5 separate regions of the Homo sapiens genome follow, and all the other regions are linked to region 3. The links are chromatin loops, found by intact Hi-C in ENCODE. Cell type or tissue: heart left ventricle. All regions are shown on one strand. Region 1 has its middle 5.7 kb from the start of ELFN1. Region 2 has its middle 16 kb from the start of ELFN1-AS1. Region 3 overlaps PSMG3-AS1 (PSMG3 antisense RNA 1). Region 4 has its middle 20 kb from the start of ELFN1. Region 5 overlaps MAD1L1 (mitotic arrest deficient 1 like 1).

Evidence for each region. Hi-C counts contacts between places; a loop is a spot of excess contacts. Peaks named below come from ENCODE experiments on the same cell type or tissue, not always from the same donor. Only the 100,000 strongest peaks of a DNase experiment are listed, where the experiment ranks them.
Region 1: a loop joins it to region 3, with 2.6 times the contacts of the local background. A loop is called at or near these places in 6 of 110 quality-filtered maps.
Region 2: it touches region 3 in a loop (7-fold over the local background); 35 of 110 quality-filtered maps call a loop at or near these places.
Region 4: a loop joins it to region 3, with 2.3 times the contacts of the local background. A loop is called at or near these places in 9 of 110 quality-filtered maps.
Region 5: it touches region 3 in a loop (2.0-fold over the local background); 5 of 110 quality-filtered maps call a loop at or near these places.

Annotation. Positions count from the first base shown.
Region 1 is chr7:1,662,536-1,666,535 of GRCh38, reverse strand. It overlaps a transcript of ELFN1 not described here. Among named protein-coding and RNA genes, the nearest start is that of ELFN1, 5.7 kb to the left of the region's middle. In heart left ventricle, CTCF peaks have their summits at 1,502 and 1,701; DNase peaks (open chromatin) are centred at 5, 485, 1,185, 1,635 and 2 weaker places; H3K4me3 peaks cover 2,428 bases; H3K27ac peaks cover 1,817 bases; H3K27me3 peaks cover 1,479 bases.
Region 2 is chr7:1,756,739-1,760,738 of GRCh38, reverse strand. No RefSeq gene overlaps it. Among named protein-coding and RNA genes, the nearest start is that of ELFN1-AS1, 16 kb to the right of the region's middle. In heart left ventricle, a CTCF peak has its summit at 1,980 (motif pointing right); a DNase peak (open chromatin) is centred at 1,333; H3K27ac peaks cover 542 bases.
Region 3 is chr7:1,577,820-1,581,819 of GRCh38, reverse strand. The region is part of intron 3 of PSMG3-AS1 (PSMG3 antisense RNA 1); the gene reads right to left. Among named protein-coding and RNA genes, the nearest start is that of PSMG3-AS1, 9.7 kb to the right of the region's middle. In heart left ventricle, CTCF peaks have their summits at 1,959 and 2,159 (motif pointing left); a DNase peak (open chromatin) is centred at 2,139.
Region 4 is chr7:1,648,731-1,652,730 of GRCh38, reverse strand. No RefSeq gene overlaps it. Among named protein-coding and RNA genes, the nearest start is that of ELFN1, 20 kb to the left of the region's middle. RefSeq lists an enhancer at 3,075-3,582. In heart left ventricle, no CTCF peak of the experiment used is centred here; a DNase peak (open chromatin) is centred at 1,950; H3K27ac peaks cover 189 bases.
Region 5 is chr7:2,102,828-2,106,827 of GRCh38, reverse strand. The region is part of intron 11 of MAD1L1 (mitotic arrest deficient 1 like 1); the gene reads left to right. Among named protein-coding and RNA genes, the nearest start is that of SNORA114, 16 kb to the right of the region's middle. RefSeq lists enhancers at 773-1,440, 2,260-2,554, 2,774-3,440. In heart left ventricle, a CTCF peak has its summit at 2,375 (motif pointing left); a DNase peak (open chromatin) is centred at 2,417; H3K4me3 peaks cover 487 bases; H3K27ac peaks cover 240 bases.

The DNA.
Region 1 (4,000 bases), 85 kb before region 3:
GCCGCGGCGTCGGGGAGGGAAGTTTGTCCGGCCCAGGCTCGGCGGCCGCTAACTTCGGGTGCGCCCGCCTCCGAACCTGGGTGGGTGGATGGGGACGCCCGGGAGCCGCGGGCCCCGAGCGCCGCATCCAGAGCCCCGCGGGCGGGGAGACTCGGCCCTGGCGCGGACGCCGAGGTCAGGGCACCAGGGATGGGGTGGCCCGGGCTGCGAGAGCCGCTGGGGACCCTGCGCTGCCCCCCGCCGCCCCCCCCAGAGAGCATCCTCTTCCCTGCCTCCCCTAGGGGCGGGGACCCTCCGATCCCGCAGCGGCGACAGAGGGGTCCCCCGGCCCCGGACAGCCCCCTGCCCCTCAGGCCCCTTCTTACCTGGGCCGGGGTGCGGGCCCCGGGCTGGAGGCACTGTCGCGGGCGAGCAGAGCGCGCGCACCCCGGTTCCCCGAGCGCGGCGGCGGCGGCGGCGGCTTCCCCTCCTTCCTCCTCCTCTTCCTCCTCCGGGCTCGCTGGCTCCAGACAGCCCTCCTCCCCCTCCCGCCCTGCCGGCCCCTCCCGGAGCCCGCCCGGCTGGACTCGGCCTGCGACCCGGAGCCCAGCGGAGCCGGCGGGAGCCAGGCTGCGGCGCTCACTGCGTCAAGCGCGGGGCGAGCGCGGGGCGGCGGCGGCGGGGACCGCGCGCTCGGAGCCCGGGGCTGGCCGGGCAGGCGGGGGAGCGGCGGCTCCGGCTCCGACTCGGGCTCGGGCGCGGGCGCAGTGGTGGCGGCCGCGGCAGCGCCGAGGTTGTAGCACATTCTTTCTGAGCGTGATGGAAGGTTTCATGTGGGAGAGCGCGCGGGGAGGGATGGGGAGGGGGCGGGGGCCGCGGCGGGGGCGACCGGAGGGGCGGGGGGCGGGGTCGCTGCCCGCACGTCGGTGGGCTGGGGGGTGGCCGGAGGGGGGCTCCGGAGGGGAAGTTGGAGCCAGCCGCGGGGGCGGCGTGGGAAGCCGAGTGGCGGCCTCGCCCCCTCCTCCTGGCCCGCCCCGCTCGCCCCCTGCCCCCGCCCCAGGCCACCCAGAGGCTCCCAGGCTTCGGTTTGGAAGAGAAGCGTCCGAAGGTCTGGGGGTCGGGACCCTGGTGGCGCTGGGAGGTGGGCCCCTGGGTGGGGACACGGCTGTGCTCACAGGCGCCCGGCAACCTCGTGGAAGTTGACCCCAAGTCAGACCCTCTGTGAGCGCGCGCGTCCGCGAGGGCCAAAGCACAGCCCGCAGGACGCGCGTTTGCGGGGCGGGGGGAGAGCGGGGCACTTGGGGGCGGGGAGGTGGAGCGAGAGGGTCGTCGGGCCCCTGGCGGCCCCGCGTCCCCAGAGACTCGCCCTCCCCTAAGGTCGCCGACCCCTCCCTCCCTTCCCTCCCCGTTGCGCGTCGCCCCCCGCCTTTCGGCCGGGAGGAGGGGGAGGCGTGGGAGCGGCCCGGCGCCTTCCGATTCCCGGAAGGTTCGGTTTAGCGGATTTCCCTCTCCCTTCATGTGCCTCCGGAATCCCAGCGGATCCGAAATCGCGCCCTCGGGCTCTGAGCCGAGGGGTCCCCCGTCGCTCCCTGGTGGTCCCGAGCCCTCGCCGAGCGGTCTCACGGCTTCCCAGGGCGTCTCCCGCTCCCACCCGCCCCTTCCCCAGCCTGCGGCTTTCGTGTGGGCTAAAAATTCCAAACCAGGCTCAAGAGCGCCCTCGCCCGGCTAAGCCCCCGCGCGCCGCTTCACAAACCGGCCGCGTGCGGAGCTGCGGAGCCCGGGACCCCCAGCGCGCGCTGGGCGCGACACTCTGGACCCCGCTGCCAGCGCCGCGCCCCTCCGGCCGGGGAGCCCCACACCGTCAAGAGGGCAGGGAGAGGGGAGGGGAGGGGACTACTGGAGGGGAGGGGGCTGCTCCCCGGGTGTCTTTCCCGGAGGAGGTCCCGGGACAGGGGTGGGGGTGGCGCGGGAGGCCGCAGACAGCGCGCCCCGAGGATGGCCGGGCCGGGGATGGGCGCGCGGGGCTCCTGTCCGGACGTGGGTCCAACGGCCTCTCCGCAGCCCAGAAACTCCGTCCAGCCCGCGGGACGGCCGCCCGCCCTCCGACCCCGAGCCTCTACCACACTTGTTCCTGCAGGACGGGGTTGGGGGGACTGAGACCGTGATTGAGGCCGGGGCATGGAGGAAGTGCCGCCGCCTGCTCCCGGGATTGCTGGACACGAAGGGTGGAGGCCAAGGACGGAGCCCCTGCCTGCGGCTGTCCAGCCCTTAGTCCCTGCGCGGGGGCGCCCAGACCTCCAGGGAACAGGGAGACAGAGCGGGCCGAGCCCGGCCTGGGGGGGGTCTCTTCCTGGTCCCTCAGGGAGGGTCCCGGCTGCTCTGAAGCGCGCAGTGGCCTAGGTGCGCACACAGCCCCTTTCTCTCACTTCCCCCCTCCCCTACTCGAGGGGCCTGGAGAGTCCCGGACCTGGCTCCTTGGAGGAAGCTGGGAGAAGGGAGCTGTCCCGCGGACCTTCCAGGGCGCTGAGGAATTTCAGCCCTGACTGACTCCCTCTGCAGCGCCTTCCAATGCTGAAATATGCCCTCCTGTCCCGTGAGAAGGCAGGGCCCCCGCGGGGCCTGGCTGGCCTCGGGCTGCTGTCCCCCCTCAGGCTGGGAATGGGCCACCCCAGGACAGACCCGAAGAGAGGAGGTGGGAGGAAGGCTGGCTGTCTCTGGCCTCTTCTGGAGCTCTCTCTCCCCGCCTCTGTTTGCCTCTGTCAGAGAATATGTTTGTTCTCTCTCTCCCTCTTCCTCTCTCTCTCTCCCTCCACCCTCCTTTTCTGTCTCTTTCCCTCTTCCTCTTCCTCCTCTTCTCCCCTCTCCCTTTCCGCCTCTCCTCTCTCCTTTTCTTTCTCCGTCTTGGTCTCTTTCTCTCTGACATTCATCTCCTCCTGATCCCCCTCCCCCAGCAGACAGAGGTACCCAGAGGCAGCCTGTGTGGTGTAGACACCTTACAGCACATCCAGGGAAGATGCGTGTGGATACCCACCCCAGCTCCCCGCCGCAAGCCGGTGTCCCACAGGAAGATGCCGCAGCCTCACTGGGACAGGAAGGCTGGAACCCCCCCCACCCCATAGCTCACACTGTGGTTGTGCAGAGAGTTGCAAAGGCATCCTGCTTCACACACCCCCGAATCGCACACACCCCGCCCCACCCAGTGTAACCCTCACACGCAGGCACGCACACTGGTGTGGCACTATGACGATCCTTCCTGTGATGGAGGTTCCTAATGGCTGGTGGCTGGCATGAAGTCATTTAGTCCTCACAGCAACCCTAGAAGTGAACCAGCTGTGAAGATCTCCAGTTCCCAGAGGGTAACATCGAGGGGTCCAGAGATCAAGTACCTTGGCCAGGGTCACCATAAACTGGAAATGGCCAAGCCAGGGTTTGAATCCAGATGGTCAAACTTGAAGGCAGCTGTACTAAGCATGTTCCCATCTGCATATGCACATGCGTTCACGCACAGTCGCTCCACACACACGTGCTCGCTCAGGCCTCCTTTCTGAGGTGCTGCCACTGCCCGGCAGCAGCCCAGACGCAGCAGCGATGGCCCGGTCCATCAGACAGCCTGTCTTTCCAGAGATGAGTCAGCTGGGCCAGGACCTAGGACAGAGCTAGGGATGGTGGGTGCACCCCCACCCACCTGGGCACCGTTGCTAGATCCAGGGCTTAGCAGGTCCTTCTGATGTACAAAACGTCCTCGTTCAGAAGAAAACGGCCCAGTTTAAGACCTGCCTGGGCAACATAGTGAGACCCTGTCTACAAAAAATAAAAAATTAGCTGGGTGTGGTGGTGTGTGCCTATGGTCCCAGCTATTCAGGAGGCTGAGGTAGGAGGATCACTTGAGCCCAGGAAGTGGAGGTTGCAGTGAGCTATGATCGCACCACTGCACTCCAGCATGGGCAACAGAGCAAGACTGTCTCAAAAACAAAAAAAGAGCTAAACTGCCAGTAAGATTCTCATTTTTATGGAAACAAAT
Region 2 (4,000 bases), 180 kb before region 3:
CCCGGCCCTCGGTGTGACTTTTTGGTGGGTGGGGTCTGTCTGCCTGTCTGGCCCCCCAGGTCCCATAGCTGCAGGTGGCGGCCCTGCAGCCCTCCCTGGAGACTTAGCCCCTGGAGCTGCCCACCCTAATGCAATGATGTATCAGGAAGTTCGGTCCCCACCCCTGGTTGCCTGCAGTAAGTTCCTGACGGACCCAGGGCAGGGCAGATTCTGTGATTCCTTCTGTGTTGCAGAGTCCTCTGTGGGATCAGGCAGAGGCCTCATAGGGCATAGGGCATCCAAGCAGCTCAACTTCTCCACTCTCCTTCCCTGTCAGAGGAAGGGCAGGTGGAGCCGGGAACTGGCAGCGTCCTGGCCGTGCTGGTCTGCGAGGGCTGCCATAACGAACACCCCAGGCTGGCCGATTTAAACCACTGACATTTATTGCTCACAGCTCTGGAGGCCGGAAGTCCTCGGTCAAGGTGTGGCAAGGCTGATTCCTCCTGAGGCCTCTCTCTTTGGCTTGTGGATGGCCGTCTCCTCCCTGGAGCCTCACAACACCGGCCCTCTGTGGTCCGTGTTCAAATCTCCTCTTCCGGCCGGGCGTGGTGGCTCACGCCTGTAATCGCAGCACTTTGGGGGGCCGAGGCGGGAGGATCACCTGAGGTCAGGAGTTCGAGACCAGCCTGGCCAACATGATGAAACCCCATCTCTGCTAAAAATACAAAAATTAGCTGGGCATGGTGGCAGGTGCCTGTCATCAACTACTCAGGAGGCTGTGGCAGGAGAATCACTTGAACTTGGGAGGCAGAGGTTGCAGCAAGCCGAGATCGCACCACTGCACTCCAGCCTGGGCAACAAGAGCGAAACTCGTCTCAAAAACAAAAACAAACAACTCTCCTCTTCCTCCTGAGAGAACCCCCTAATCACTTGCAAAGAATTCCTGTCTCAGGCTCTGCCTCGAGCAAGCTCAGCCTAAAACAGTTAGTACCAGACGTGGCCCTGCAGACCTGAAGGATGACCTCTTGATACTGCCCCCACCCACTCGGCAGGTGGCCAGGGGGCCCCTGGTAACAGTCTTTGGCAGGCTGGGATGTTTCCTGAAAGGTAAAAGACAAGCGACGGTGCCTAGTACCTTCTACCACGAAGACAGGAGCACCGGGCTCCGTAGGCTGTGTTAGATGCAGGAGCAGATTATTCTGCGTTAGGTAAAACGGCTCTGCCACACTCATCAACAGGCATGGAAAATGCCAGGTTCAAGTGGCGCCTTGATGCAAGGACTCTGCCACAGCTCGAGGCTCAGGTCCAAGGAATCCTGCCACTTGGGCCGTTTGGCCGGCAGATCCCGTGGCGCTCCAGGCACCCGCGGTGGGTGAGTGTGCTGGGTAGGATGTCAGGCCAGGCACAGTGCAGTTCCGTAGCACAGGGCAAGACCGGAGTCCCCGAGCAGGGCCACGCCGCAGCGGGGAACCACATCCAATTCCAAAACAGCAGCTCCTGGCGTGCTGGGGGGCCTGGTCCTGGCCGGGCAACTAACCACGGGGTGTCCAGTGACCGTGCCGCCTGCAGGCTGCCGGCCCTGAGCCAGGGGCTGAGAAACCCAACAAGCCACGGGCACACACTGGCCCATCAGCAGGACTGGGCTTGGCCAGCTACACAGAAGGATGGCCCGGACGCCAGCGTCTCCTGATTGTTTCTCCCATGGCTCTGTATCAGCTCACGCCTGTGGGTTCAAAGATGGGCTGATGAGAGACAGAAGGCTGGGCTTGTGGGAGCTGAGAGCACGCAGCCCACCAGGCCACGCTCCCCTGTGCAGAGAGAAGGGACGCAGGGTAGGGATCCACACGGACTCATGAGCAGCGGCAAATGGCGTGGCTGCTGGGCTGGGGAGGCGGAAGGAGCAAGATTGGAATACTGGGGACAAATAATTTTGGAAGAGACATGGGGGACCTGCAGGAGTGGGCGCAAAGTACGAGAATCTTTGCAGCTCACTGTGGCACCCACCAGAGGGAGCCCACGGCAGACGAGGCTCTGAGAAACCAGGTGGAAAGGATGGCTCATGCCGGGACACCAGCCAGCCTCCACCCTCAGCCAGCCAGTCTCCACCCTCAGCCACCCCAGCCTCCACCCTCAGCCAGCCAGCCTCCACCCTCAGCCAGCCAGCCTCCACCCTCAGCCACCCCAGCCTCCACCCTCAGCCAGCTAGTCTCCACCCTCAGCCAGCTAGCCTCCACCCTCAGCCAGCCAGCCTCCACCCTCAGCCCAGCCTCCATCCTCAGCCAGCCAGCCTCCACCCTCAGCCCAGCCTCCATCCTCAGCCAGCCAGCCTCCATCCTTGGCCACCCCAGTTTCTATCCTCAGCCAGCAGCCTCCATCCTCGGCCATCCCAGTCTCCACCCTTGGCCACCCCAGCATCGCCCTTGACCACTCAGTGCTGGTGCGGTGGCTCTTATTTGGCACAGCCATGGTAGCAGGGAGGGAGGTTCTGCAGGGCCCAATAGCAAGAACTTCCCCTCACCAGGGTTCATCTAGCTTCTGCCACTGCCAAATGTCTGAACCTCGCTATGAGGCCGTCTCTTGGTGGTGGTGGCAAGTGGATTTCAGTGGACTCCTTCCGGCCTGGACTCGTGCTACCTGGGATTCAGCCAGGACCAACCCCAAGGCCCATGGAGTGTCTCATGCGCTGGCACGAGGACCCACCTAACCTCACTCTGGCTTAAGGGACCCGCTTTATGGAGGAGAAGGTGAGTCGGTAAGCACAGGACCCCGGGATTCTCTGATCCCACCACACAGTACAGCACCCCAAAACTGCCAGCTGGATAGAGTGGTGGGTGGAATTGTAATGACAGCAAGGGGACCTGCTTGGAGATGACGCTGTGAAGACAGGGACACGTCCTTCGGCATGTGGCTTACACGTTGACACGGTGGTGCTATTTATACAGGGCTGTTTCCCCAATGAATAGAAGACAGGTTCCCGAGAGCCAGACGGGAGGAGGCGGGGGTGACCCCACGGTCCGTCACCACTGGTGACCCACCTGGGGAATGTCTGCTTTCCATCCCACAACTTTAGGCTCCGCGGCTCCCAGGATCCTGGCTCCCAGAGGCAAGAGACTTCCACCAGGGGACACAAGCAAAAGGATTACTTTTGAGATAAGAAAAAAATCAATAAAAGTTATTATTATTTCACATACTGGCTGGGCGAGGCAGCTCACACCTGTAATCCCAGTACTTTGGGATATCAAGGCGGGCGGATCACTTGAGTCCAGGAGTTCAAGACCAGCCTGGGCAACATAACAAAACACCGTCTCTGTGTCTCTATTTTAAACGTCCCACTACATTTAAAACGATTGCAACAGCGAAACAGCCAACTGACTCCATGTTTTCTAAGGGGACTTTTCCTTCTGCACCTAGGCTAGGATAGTTTTAGAGCACTGAGGCAAAAATGCAAAAACAGCAATCATGTGACTTTTAAAACTAACTCTGGGATTAAAGGGAGCTGTATAAACAGATAACTAGGTTTTGTTAAAGATTTACAGGAGCACTGTGACCTGGTCAAGGACTAAGAAGTGTCCAGCATCCTTGGACCCTCCCTGGCTCCCAGATGTCTGTGGTCATCAGTCACCTCTTGGTCCCAACCACCCTCCCCCACATGTAACATAAACCAAGGCTGAAACTTGTGCTGACTAAAGATGGTGTTTAGGGCGCTAGTCCACCGTCCTTCCGGTCGGCTGGCCCTCCGAATACGCCTGCTTTTCCTCCCACCAGCACCCGTCTCCCAAGTTTTGCCTCCTATAATAACAGCAAGCAGGTGAACCTGGGTTTGATTACGTGGTAGATGCTACCTGTTTACCCTGAGCTCCTTTTACCAAGATAGAAACAAGCAAAGAAAGCACTCACCTGTGGCCGGATGCGGTGGCTCACACCTGTAAACCCAGCACTTTCGGAGGCCAAGGCGGGTGGACCACCTGAGGTCAGGAGTTCAAGACCAGCCTGACCAACATGGTGAAACCCCATCTCCACT
Region 3 (4,000 bases):
TGTTTTGCATCAGAGTCTCGCTCTGTCGCCCAGGCTGGAGTGCGGTGGTGCAATCTTGGCTCACTGCAACCTCCGCCTCCCAGGTTCAAGCGATTCTCCTGACTCAGCCTCCCGAGTAGCTGGGATTACAGGTGCCCGCCACTATGCCCAGCTAATTTTTGTATTTTAGTAGAGATGAGGTTTCACTGTGTTAGCCAGGCTGGTCTCAGTCATGGTTATGGCTGTAAGATGGTCTGCATTTGTCAAAACTCACAGAACAAAACACGAAAGGAGTGCATTTTACTGTATGCAAAGTAAAACTTTTTTTTTTTTTTAAGAGACACAGTCTGTCTGGCTCTGTCACCCAGGCTGGGGTGCAGCGGTGCAATCATAGCTCGCTGCAGCCTCAACCTCCTGGGCCCAAGCGATTCTCATGCCTCAGCCTCCCTAGTAGCTGGGACCACAGGAGCATGACACCACACCAGGCTAATTTTTAAATTTTTTGTAGAGACAGGGTCTTGCAATGTTGCCCAGGCTGGTATTGATCTCCTAGGCTCAAGCAATTTGTCTACCTTGGCCTCCCCAAGTGTTGAGATTCCAAGTGTGAGCCACCACATGCAGTGCTTATATCGTCATTTTTTAAGTTAAAAATAGAAGAAAATAAAACACCATCCCAGCCAGGAGCCCCCAGACCTGGCCCTGGGGGAGGCGGGGTCCCTGGGCCACCTCCCATCCTAACGCCCTGTCCTTTGGAGCTATGTCCCAGGAGAAGAGCGTGAGCCTGCCACACATGTGCTGGACAGAGTGCCCATGCACTGCCCTGACACCAGAGAGACCCTCAGAAAGCCCCAGAGAGAGCCGCAGGGCTGTGAGCAGCTCAGAACACGGCGCTTTCGCGGAGCAGCCGGGAGGCTCCTTGCCCAGGACAGGGAGTCAGGAACCTGGCTGCCCGGTCTCGTTTCCCTTTTCTCTAGGGCTACCAGGAAGGTCAGAGCTGAGGCTGAGGCCCAATAACAGCAACTGCAGAGGACCCGGCACCGGCACACACAGGCCCTGCGCTTCTGTTATGGCCTTGACAGTCTATTCCAGCTTCTGTCTCCCCGGGCCCGATTCTGAACAGTCATGTCCTTGTCTGATTTATAATCCTCTACCTGCGTGCGCCTGGCCCGTCTCCCCAGAGGACTGCGGGCTGGGCCTGTGTCCTGGCTACCTCTGCAGAGCCAGCACGGGGTCAGGCTCAGCAGGTGCCTGTGACGTCAATTACAGATGCCAACACCTTCCAAAGACAAAGTGCTTTGTCATTAGCTGACTGGATGGGGAGAGAGGGACCCAGATAAGAGAAAGACAGAGAGAGAGAGAGAGAAAAGGAGACAGAGACAGAGACAGATGCACAGCAGACAGACCAAAGGAGACAGAAAGAAATAGGTAGACAGACAAACGGAGAAACCAACAGAGACAGACCGTGAGAGAAAGAGACAGAGAGACACACACAGACAGGCACGCTGGCAGAGAAAGAGACAGACCAAGAGAGATAGAAACCAGAGAGACAGAGACAGACAGAGAGACAGAGACAGGCAGGCCATGGGAGACAGAAGGAGACAGGCAGACAGACAGATGGAGAAAGAGAGAGAGACAGACACAGACAGAGATGCAGAGACAGACAGACAGACCAAGAGAGACAGAAATGAGAGAGACAGAGACAGACAGACAGACCAAGAGAAAGAGAGACAGAGACAGACATAGACAGAGATGCAGAGACAGACAGACAAATAGACACATGGAGACAGACAGGCAGACGGACAAAGAAAAAGAGACCAAGAGAGAGGAAAGAGACAGAGAGTGGCACACAGACAGACAGACAGAGAGGTAGGCAGAGAAAGAGAAGAGAAAGACCCAGACAGACAGAAACAGACAGAGAGAGACCGTCAGACAAAGAGAAACAGGCTGAGAGAGACAGAGACAGAGAGAAAGAGACAGAGAGAGACAGAGGGATGAACTGGCTCCTGGCCTCCTAGGAAGATGCATAATTTCGGAGAGGAGGAGGAGGACCTCCCTCCCCCAACCAGAGAGTGAGGAGAATAAGACACCTCCCTCCCTCCCCAACTCTGGACCCAGCCCCAGCCCAGCCCCAGCGCTGCACAGGAGCGTTCTGTGGCCTCTGCTGCCCCCCAGAGGCGTTCACTGGAAACATGCCCTCCTGACGCGGCTTCCCAGTGGCTGGAGACAGTCCAGTCGCTCCTCCTTCCTGCCCTCATTCCTGCCAGGACCCCGCTCAAATCCCCTCCTGGGGTGCACCTGTGGCTCACAGGTGTGTCTGTCCAACGCTAACCTCCCTGGCTACAACTACTGCAAGTATTTTTCCTTATTTTCCCTTTTTATTTCTTTTTTGGTTGTAAAAATAAAATGTTAGCTATAGCCGGGCACAGTGGCTCACACCTGTAATCCCAGCACTTTGGGAGGCTGAGGCGGGAAGATTTCTTGAGCCTGAGAGTTCAAGGCTGCACTGAGCAGAGATCTTGCCACTGCACTCCAGACTGGGCGACGGAGCAAGACCCTGTGGAAAACAAAACAAAAAACAACAAAAATGTCAACTATAAAAAATTCATATAGAATATGTGTGGATGTTGAAAGCTGGAAGTCCCACCTAATTCTGCCCCACCACCCCAGTCGACCTTGGTGACACGGCATCACTGCTGGCCTTCTCCACCAGGCAGGAGGTCCTGTATTTCCAGGAGGTCTTTGCTTACGGGCCCATCTCATTCTTTTTTTCAGCTGTCTTCGTAGGGGAGCATTTTCTCCTTCCTTTCAAATCTCTTTGAAATTACTTCCTGTTCTACTTGTTGGCAGTAGGGTCATTTCTGCTTTTCCTGGCTCTGCCTTGACCTGCAGGCATTTGTTTATTGTCTGTCTTATATCTTCATGGGGGTGGTAGCAGGGGGCCTTGGATCAGCTTCCAGCAGAAAATGCTCATCGAGTGAATGACCAAGCAAACACTTCTCTTACGGATGGATGGATGGATGAATGGATGGATGGGTGAGTGGATGGATGGATGAATGGATGGATGTGTGGGTGGATGGATGGATGAGTGAATGCATGGGTGAGTAAATGGATGAATGAGTGGATGAGTGAATACATGAATGGATGATCGGATGGATGAATGAGTGGATGAGTGAATACATGAATGGATGAGCGGATGGATGGGTGAGTGGATGGATGGATGAATTGACGGGTGGATGGATGGATGGATGAGCGGATGGATGGGTGGGTGGATGGATAGATGGGTGAATGGATGGATAGATGAGTGAATGCATGGGTGAGTGGATGGATGAATGGACGGGTGGATGGATGGATGGATGAGCAGATGGATGGGTGGGTGGATGAGTGGATGGATGGATGGATGAGTGGATGGATGGGTGGGTGGATGGATGGATGGGTGGGTGGGTGGATGGATGGATGAATGGATGGATGGGTGGGTGGATGGATAGATGGGTGAATGGATGGATAGATGAGTGAATGCATGGGTGAGTGGATGGATGAATGGACGGGTGGATGGATGGATGGATGGATAAGCAGATGGACGGGTGGGTGGATAAGTGGATGGATGGATGAGTGGATGGATGGGTGGGTGGATGGATGAGCAGACAGATGGGTGGGTGGATGGATGGGTGGGTGGACGGATGGATGAGTGGACAGATGGGTAGGTGGATGGATGGATGAGTGGATGGATGGGTGGATGAATGGATGGATGGGTGGGTAGATGGATGGATGGATGGATGGACGGGTGAGCAGATGGATGGGTGGGTGGATGGATGGATGGGTGGATGGATGAGTGGATGGATGGGTGGGTGGATGGATAGATGGGTGAATGGATGGATAGATGACTGAATGGATGGATGGGTGGGTGGATGGATGGATGAGTGGATGGGTGGGTGGATGGATGGATGGGTGGATGGATGAGTGGATGGATGGGTGGGTGGATGGATAGATGGGTGAATGGATGGATAGATGACTGAATGCATGG
Region 4 (4,000 bases), 71 kb before region 3:
AAAATTAGCTGCGTGCGGTGGCAGGTGCCTGTAATCCCAGCTGCTCGGGAGGCTGAGGCAGAAGAATCGCTTGAACCCGGGAGACAGATGTTGCAGTGAGGCAAAATCATGACACTGCGGTCCAGCCTGGGCGACAGAGGGATTCTGCCTCAAAAAAAAAAAAAAAAAAAAATTGGAGGTTGGAGGAACAAGGTCTTGCTCTGTTATCCAGGCTGGAGTGCAGTGGTGCGATCACAGCTCACTGCAGCCTCCACCTCCTGGGCTCAAGTGATCCTCCTGCCTCTCAGCCTCCTCAGTAGCTGGGACCACAGGCATGTGCCACCACACCCGGCTGAAATGTTCCCTCTTCATAAGAACACCAGGCACACTGGATCAGGGCCCACCCCAGAACATTTTAACTTAATCACCTCTGTAAAGACCATGTCTCCAAATAAGGTCACATACTGGGGATAGGACATCAGCGTGTCCTTTGGGGGACACAGTTTAGCTCATGATAATCCCCGTCTCAGTTCCTTCACCAGCCCTGGAGCTTGACTTTATTAGTCCTTTGACAGTCAGGTGGTATTGAGGCTCAGAGATGTCAAGTCCTTTGCCTAAGATCACCCAGCCTGGGCACTAATATTCCCCACAGCAAGCTGGTGCCACAAATACCAAGAGGGAGCTGATCTCCATCCCAGGCAACCCAGGGTGGCTTCCTGGAGGAGGCGTTGTTTGACATGGGTATTGTTGGTTAGGGGGACTTTTAATCACTTAGAAAAGCATCGAGAGTCAAGTTTCAGGGAAAAGTCCGACCCCTGATGGGGGCGCTCCCCTCACTCTCTCCACCCCATCTTTTGGGCAGGGCCTCCCCCACCCAAGGGCAAGACTGCAGTTGCCCAGGACCTCCTGCTCGGGGCAGACCTCAGGTTCCGAGTCCCCATCTCAGTTCTCTGAGGCTACATGGGTTGGCCTTACCCCTTGATGCACTTTTGACCCTCCCTTCTCCTGCCACCCCAAGGTCCTCTGTCCTCCCAAAGCTGGGCCTACCCCAGGGTTCCTGACTCAACCTGGACAATGAATTGGCCTCTAGGTTCTGCCCCCCCTCCCCCTGAATAGTTCCCTGATCTGCCCTTCTGCAGAGACAAGAACTCCAACCCCCTTTGGAGTTTAGAGTAGATTTGGCATTTAGAAACGTGGGTTCACTGAGCGTAAGTCCCCACCCCACCATGTTCTCTGGGAACACCATGCCCGCCTCCAGATTTCAGCCCCTCCCCAGGGGCCTGGTCACCGCTCGGAGAAGCCTGGGGCAGGTCTAGAGAACATGGGAGGGGGAGGAGGAGGTGTGTGCCCGTGTGTGCCTGGGGTGGCAGCTGCCTGGCTCCGCCCGCTTCACCGTGCAAGATTCTCTGGGCCTCCATTCCTGCCTGCTCCAATCAAGCCTCCCTCAGGCTGTGACTGGAGCCCAGCCTTCCAACATTCCAATCTGGAAACCCTCATGTTCTCAGAAAAAGTCCCCATCCTCGGCCTGAGGACCCAGGGCTGTATCTAGCGCTCCCCTCCGGGCCTTGACTCATGCTGGTGCCTCCGCCTGGGGTGCCCTCCCGAGCCTTGGCTGGCTTCTCCCACGCCTCTGTCCTTCAGCCTCAGCTTAGGGGTCCTGGGCTTTTTCAGGCACCTGTCCGTGGGCCCACTTCCTGAGCCGTCATCGTGGGGTGCCTTGGTGGTGAGCCCCTTGCCAGGAGGGGCTTATTAGACTCCACTCCGGCAGCACAGGACTTTGGACCTACCTGGCTGGGGCCGAACCAGCCTGGGGGAGGGGTGGGCAAGTGGCTCCAGGGAGCGGGGTGCTTTGGCAAAAGGCCAAGGTCTCAGCACCCCCTGCAAGCCACGTCCTTGCCAAGTGGACTGGCCCAGCCCCGGCCCCTACTTCAGTTCCCCTTCTCCTGCAGCGGGCCTTCCCCTGCGTCTCCCATGGGAAGGCCACTCGCTCCAAGCCCGCATCGTGATGGACAACCAGGCCTAAGTAGGAGCTCTGCAGGGCTCTGCGGCAGCGGGGATCGATCAGGCTTCCTCCGGGAGGGGAGCCGGCACCTCCATGTCCGTCTCCTTGGCAGGAGCTCCCTGGTTCTGGCCTGATCCCTAGGGTCAGAGGCAGTAAATGACAGTGGCCTCCATTCCTAACCAGCCTCATCTGCCTGGCTCGGGGCACGCTGGCCCTGAAAGCCGCCCCTCGGTGGGCATTCGGTGCCTCTGCAGGGCAGAGGTTCAGCTCTGAGGCCAGATCGACGGCTGCAAACCTCAGATCCCACCAGAAGCTGACTCCAGAGAAATCACTTCCTCCAGGGTTGCTGGTGTGTGGACCCTGAGCCCACAGCCTGACTTGTGCTGCCCGGCCCCTGGGCCTCCATGAAAGCACGAATTCATGCAGAAAATGGGGCAGCTACTGGGGATCCATCCCTGGACTCCAAAAGCCATCTCCTCCAGTGCTTCTTCCCAGGACTCGAAACTCCCCCCACTGCTTTTGATAAGAATAAAATCCACCCCTCCATGATGCTGGTCTTCCTGTTTCTCCCATCAAGTCTCCCCACTCAGTGAGCATCAGGATGTGCTTGATTTCCTCCAACGCCAGGGAGCTCACTACTGCCCAGCTGTGGCAGCTGCTGGCTTTGTGCACCAAAATTTACTCACCGGGCTGTGTGCCGGGGAGGGATGAGCGCCCCTCACTGCACCAGACAGTGTGGTCCCTGAGGCCGTCCCCTCCTTGCTCTTAGCTGGTCTCCTCCACATGGCCTCTCCTCCAACCTCATCACCTCCACAGGGTCTCAGCAAAGGCCCCATCTCCCCTCTACCTCTCCTGGTCACCCAGCCACCGGTGTCACCCTGCGGACACTGATCTCTCGGGAGTCCTTGTGGAGCAAATCCCCAAAGCTGCCCATGGAACTTAGCACAAATGTTTCCCCAGGGTTTGAGGCCCACTCCACCCCAAATAATCTCCCCTTTTTTTGTGTGTGAGATGGGGTCTCACTCTCTCGCCCAGGCTGGAGTGCAGTGGTGCGATCTCGGCTCACTACAACCTCCACGTTTCATGCCTCAGCCTCCTGAATAGCTGGGATTATAGGTATGCACCACCATGCCCGGCTAATTTTTGTATTTTTAGTACAGACAGGGTTTCGTCATTTTGGCCAGGATGGTCTCGAACTCCTGACCTCGAGTGGTCCACCCGCCTTGGCCTCCCAGAGTGCTGGGATTACAGGCGTGAGCCACCGCGCCCGGCCACCTCCCTTCATAAAGCCGCCTTCTCAAACTCCTCCTTCAGCCCAGACAGCGCTCACCAGGCACACCTTACCCATGTTCGTTCATTCTTTCCAAGCACCGGCCCTAAGGGAGGGATCACGACTATCCCTGTTTGCCAAATGAGGACGTGAGATCCAGGGAGGTCATATAACTTGCTGATGGTCACATGGCCCGTATGTGGCACAGCTGGGGGCCAGGCACAGGCGTTGGGCTCCAGCGTCCATGCCGCAGACATTCTGCGGGGCCCGGCCCCTTCTCCACCCTTCCCGTCACCTGCAGGCTCCCATAAGTGCAGCATTTCAAGCTGGCAGATAAATGACCCTGATGATCCTGGCCCATCGTCACACCATCCTTGCAGGTCATGGAGGCTGGGAGCGGAAGGGGTCTGCCCTGAGTCACTCGGGAAGGGTCAGGAGGTGCCAGGAAGAGGACTTCCCAGGAAGAGGGGGGTGTTACGGGCTGCTTGGTGCCCCCGAAGCTCAAATGCTGAAGCCTGGACCCCCAGGACCTCAGAATGGGGCTGTGTTTGGAGACGGGGCCTTTGAAGACGTGACTAAGACGAGATGAGGTCATACGGGTGGGTCCTAATCCAATCAGACGGGTGTCCTTGTAAGAAGAGGAGATCAGGACAGACACGCACAGAGGGACAGCCCGGTGAGGACACAGGGAGATGATGCCATCTGCAAGCCACGGGCTGAGGATTCAGGAGAAGGCAGCCCTGCCCGTA
Region 5 (4,000 bases), 530 kb before region 3:
GCTCCCAGCTGAGAGAGCCGGCTGCAGCATGGACTCATGACAGCTGGGGAGGGGCAGCCCTGCAGAAGGGACTGAATGGTGACTTTCCTCTCTCAGGTTTCGTGGAGGCCCTACAGCCCATGCGGGACAACACGTTCCAGTGCAGCTGCAGGCGTCTTTTGCGGGATGGGCCGAGAGTGTGACGGGCTATGCTAGCCTGGGTCTGGTGGGCTGGAGAGGAGGGAGGCGGTCTCCTAGGAGGGATTTGTGCCCCTGGCCTGCCTTCTCCCCCCACCCCTGGGAGAGTGGAGCTCACGTGTCCTCCTTGGTGTTAGGCAGGGTTGGAGAGGGAGCCTCGGAGAGCCTGCTGGCTTGGCACAGGTTTCCAGGAGCGCATGTGGGAAGGGCAGGGTGGGGCCGGGCCTGGGAAAGGGGGAGAGTGAGTGACCATGGCCGTCTCCAGGGATGGGCATGTATATCCGATAGAGAAGGAAGGGCAGGGTGGGGCCGGGCCTGGGAAGTGGGGAGTGTGAGTGACCATGGCCGTCTCCAGGGATGGACATGTGGATCCGATAGAGAAGCGGCCTGCCGTGCTCGCACCTTTCACGCAAGGCACCGACGCAGTGGAGGGGTGCTGCCGATGTGCCAGCACTAAGGGCCCAATTCCTAGCCTAGGCGTAATGGGGCAAGGGCCCTGTGCTGGGGGTGGGAGGCGGGACTGTGTGCTGGGCAGGGTGGAGGGGCGGGGCTGTGTGATGGCTGGCGCTGTGTGTGATAGATAGGTCTGGGGGGTGGGGCTTCGTGCTGGGCAGAATGGAGGGGCGGGGCCATGTGTGGGGCAGGGGCGGGGCCATATGTGGGGCAGGGGCAGGGGCAGGGCTGAGGTGTTGGTGCCCTTTGGTTGTGGGGCCGCAGCTGGATAGGGCTCTGGGACTGTGCTCCAGAAGGTGTTGCTAGGTGGCATCTGTGACGATGGGGGCCTTTCCTGCTGCCCTACCCTGGAGCTGGGGAGCGGGGTGGGTGAGGAGCGTTGAGGAGGAGAGAGCTGGAGCTGGTGGTACTGGGGTTTTGGCTGGGCGTCTCACGTGCCTGGACTTTCTGGTCTCATCTGGAAGGTGGTCTCTTACTGGACCGTGCGGGGGTGAGGAGACAGGCCGAGGCCACCAGGTAAAGCAGGGCTGTGGTGAGAGAGGCCCCATTTTCCCTCAGAACCTTCACAGTGCGTGGCTGGCCTTGGCAAGGCTGCATGGCTGGTCCCAGGGCTTCCTGGCCTCGTTACTTCCTGGCTTCAGGGCAGTGTAGGAGCAGCCACAAAGCAGACATTTGGGTTGTCCTTTATGAATGCCTCGGGTGATGATCCACGCTCCCTGCCTTGCCCCAGCGCAGGCTGTGCCCGCCCACCCTCCCGTGGAGCCCACGCTTTGCTCTGCCTGCTGCTGCCAGGCCAGCAGAGACCGCCCCGTAGGGCACTGCGGTTTCTGCGGCCTGTTCTGCCCTGAGTGGCCTTCCTCCCCTGCTCTTAGCTGGGCCCCCTCACTCCACCTCGCTGCTGGCTTTGTTGCCTTTCAGGCTGTGACCACCTGAAGCCAGCTCGTGTGTTAGTGCCCTTTGTTAGTAACCAACCCCTTGTCGGCAGAGACCTTCCCTTTCTGCTCACTGGAATATCCCCAAGCAGGACGGTGCGGTGTTTGTGGCCTCAGAGAGTGAGGCTCTCCCGGGCTGCAGAGGCACAGCCAGTTTCTTCCCGGCAGACCTCTTTTCAGAACAGCCCCTCACTGCGGTGTCCGGCCCCTGGGGAAGCCGGGCTCTGACTGGGTGGGTCAGCCCTCAGGCTGTGCCAGGAATCCCATCTCCAGGCGGGCTGTGCGTAGTTCCCTTCGTGTTTTAACATTTAGGAGGTGAGCGGTTTCCTTCCCTGAGCTCCGGAAAGAGTCCCCAGGGCTTGCGGGGGGACCTACCCTGCATTGCACGTTGGAAGGAGAGGCAGCTGCAGGCTGAGCCCACATGGCTGTGCACGGCCTGGCGTGGGAGCTGCAGTGATTTATGTGACCTGTGCTCAGATAATTAAAGTGGGATTTGGCAGTGAGGTCTTTCATGGCAAAGGCGTTAGGGATGTCACAATGAGGCATGTAAGTATAAAACAGTTATGTTTTCAAAGGCGTTAGGGATGTCACAATGAGGCATGTAAGTATAAAACAGTTATGTTTTCAGGTTAAGAATTTAACGAGGAGTAAATTCATTTAAACCGAAGAGCTGGCTTAAGGGGAGCTTTCGTGGAAGATCTGTAGTTGCTGGCATTTCATTCCTTCTCATTTGAGCCCAGCCTGTCTCTGGTGGCAGAGCGCGTGTTCCGAGTGTCCAGGTGCCGCAGCCGCCCCCTGTAGGCACCAGCGTGTTTGACATGCGGGTCAGGGATCTGACGCAACAGGCCGCCTCCACATGCCAGACTGCGTCCCCCTTGGCCTGCTATTGCGCCGCCGTGACGGCTCTCCTTCGCGGAGGGGCGGGGCTGTGGGGGCTGTCTTCCTGTGTTTTCTCTCCGGGGCCTCATCTGCCTTCAGGAGCCTGTGCAGTGCCACTCGGGCTGAGCAGCCTCCGCCAGTGCACAGGGGACTCCGGGCTTGCCTCTGTGGAGGAGTTTGCCGCTATCTGCTCTGCCTTTGTCCTGGTTCCCCAAATGGAGGCCCAGCCTGCCGTGGTTCTAATCCAGGTTTCTGGTCATCAAAGCAGCATGCCTTTAATAACAGATATGGCCTGTTGTGCAGTTGGCCCGGAGAGCTCTGATCATTACTTATCTGCCACGAGATGCTTTTGCTCAAGGCAGGCTGCTGAGGAGCACACTCCTTACCTTCATTGAATGATTTCCAGACACCGGCTGCATATTTGATTCTCTGCCATGTGTCTGGGGGCCTCTTTCTCCGACGTCCAGCGGGGTGGAGTGTTGTATGGCGTGGCATCAGAACTGGTGGTCTCCCCGCATTCCTTGCCTTTTCCCACCCCATCTCCAGAGTCCGGACACCACCTGTGAGACTGTCCCTCTGCCTGGGGATGCGGAGGGACTCCGTGCACAGTGGTTCAGGGGGTCTGCTTATGCCACACTGCTGGGATCTGGGCAGGGAGGAGGACAGCACCTGCCCTCTGAGTAGCCGCCTCCCTGGCTCCTCCTCGTGGCCGCTCCCTCCTTCTCCCCTGTGGGATCGAGTCTCAGTGTTCTGGCTGTGCTGCCCGGCTCCTGAGAGGCCTTCGCAGGGGCTCCCAGGGCTGCCTGGTGGTGGGCTTTGCCCCAGTGCTGGCCCATCTGCGGTTGCCCCGCCCAACAAAGAGCACGGTGGTCGAGAGCCCCGCCGCTGTGCAGTGGCCTCGGGGGCGGGTGAGATCTGCTGCACTGCTGTATCGCCTCACCCTCTGTCCTCTCAGGTGCTCACCCACTTCTTCCAAACAGAAACGTCATCACTAGGCATGGCGATGTCCCATGTGCCGTCTACTGAGCGGCGGGGCAGGCAGGCCCAGGCCTTCACTGAGTGCAGGAGCGCAGGTATGACTGTGTGTGCAGGGCCCGTCGGGGCAGCCATGGCTTGGGCTGCGACCCGGCCCTCAGCGTGGCCGGATGGACGGCCTCCCTCTGGACACACCATGTGGGCTGAGAGCTGAAGCGTGGTCGGAGCTGCCCCTTTGTAGGGTGCAGGGGCAGGGGAGAGAGCCCGTTCCAGGCAGAGGCAGCAGCAAGCGCAGGGGCCCTGAGGTGGGAGAGGACGCGCGTCTCCAGCAGGCAGGCAGCGTGGCCAGGCCTGACCCAGCGCTGACCCAGGTGTTGGCAGCATCACGGAGGCTGCCTCCTCTGAGTTGTGGAGCTGATGTCCTGAGAGGGGACAGTGCCACCTCTGCCGAACCTGTTTTCTCCGTGTGCCTTATACACCTGAGGAGAGGCCCGCTTTAGGAGTGGGTAGGAGAAGACGCCATCTCTGGGCATTGTCTCTGGAGTGACAAGGATGCGTCTCATGCTGAGGATGGCGTGGAGAGT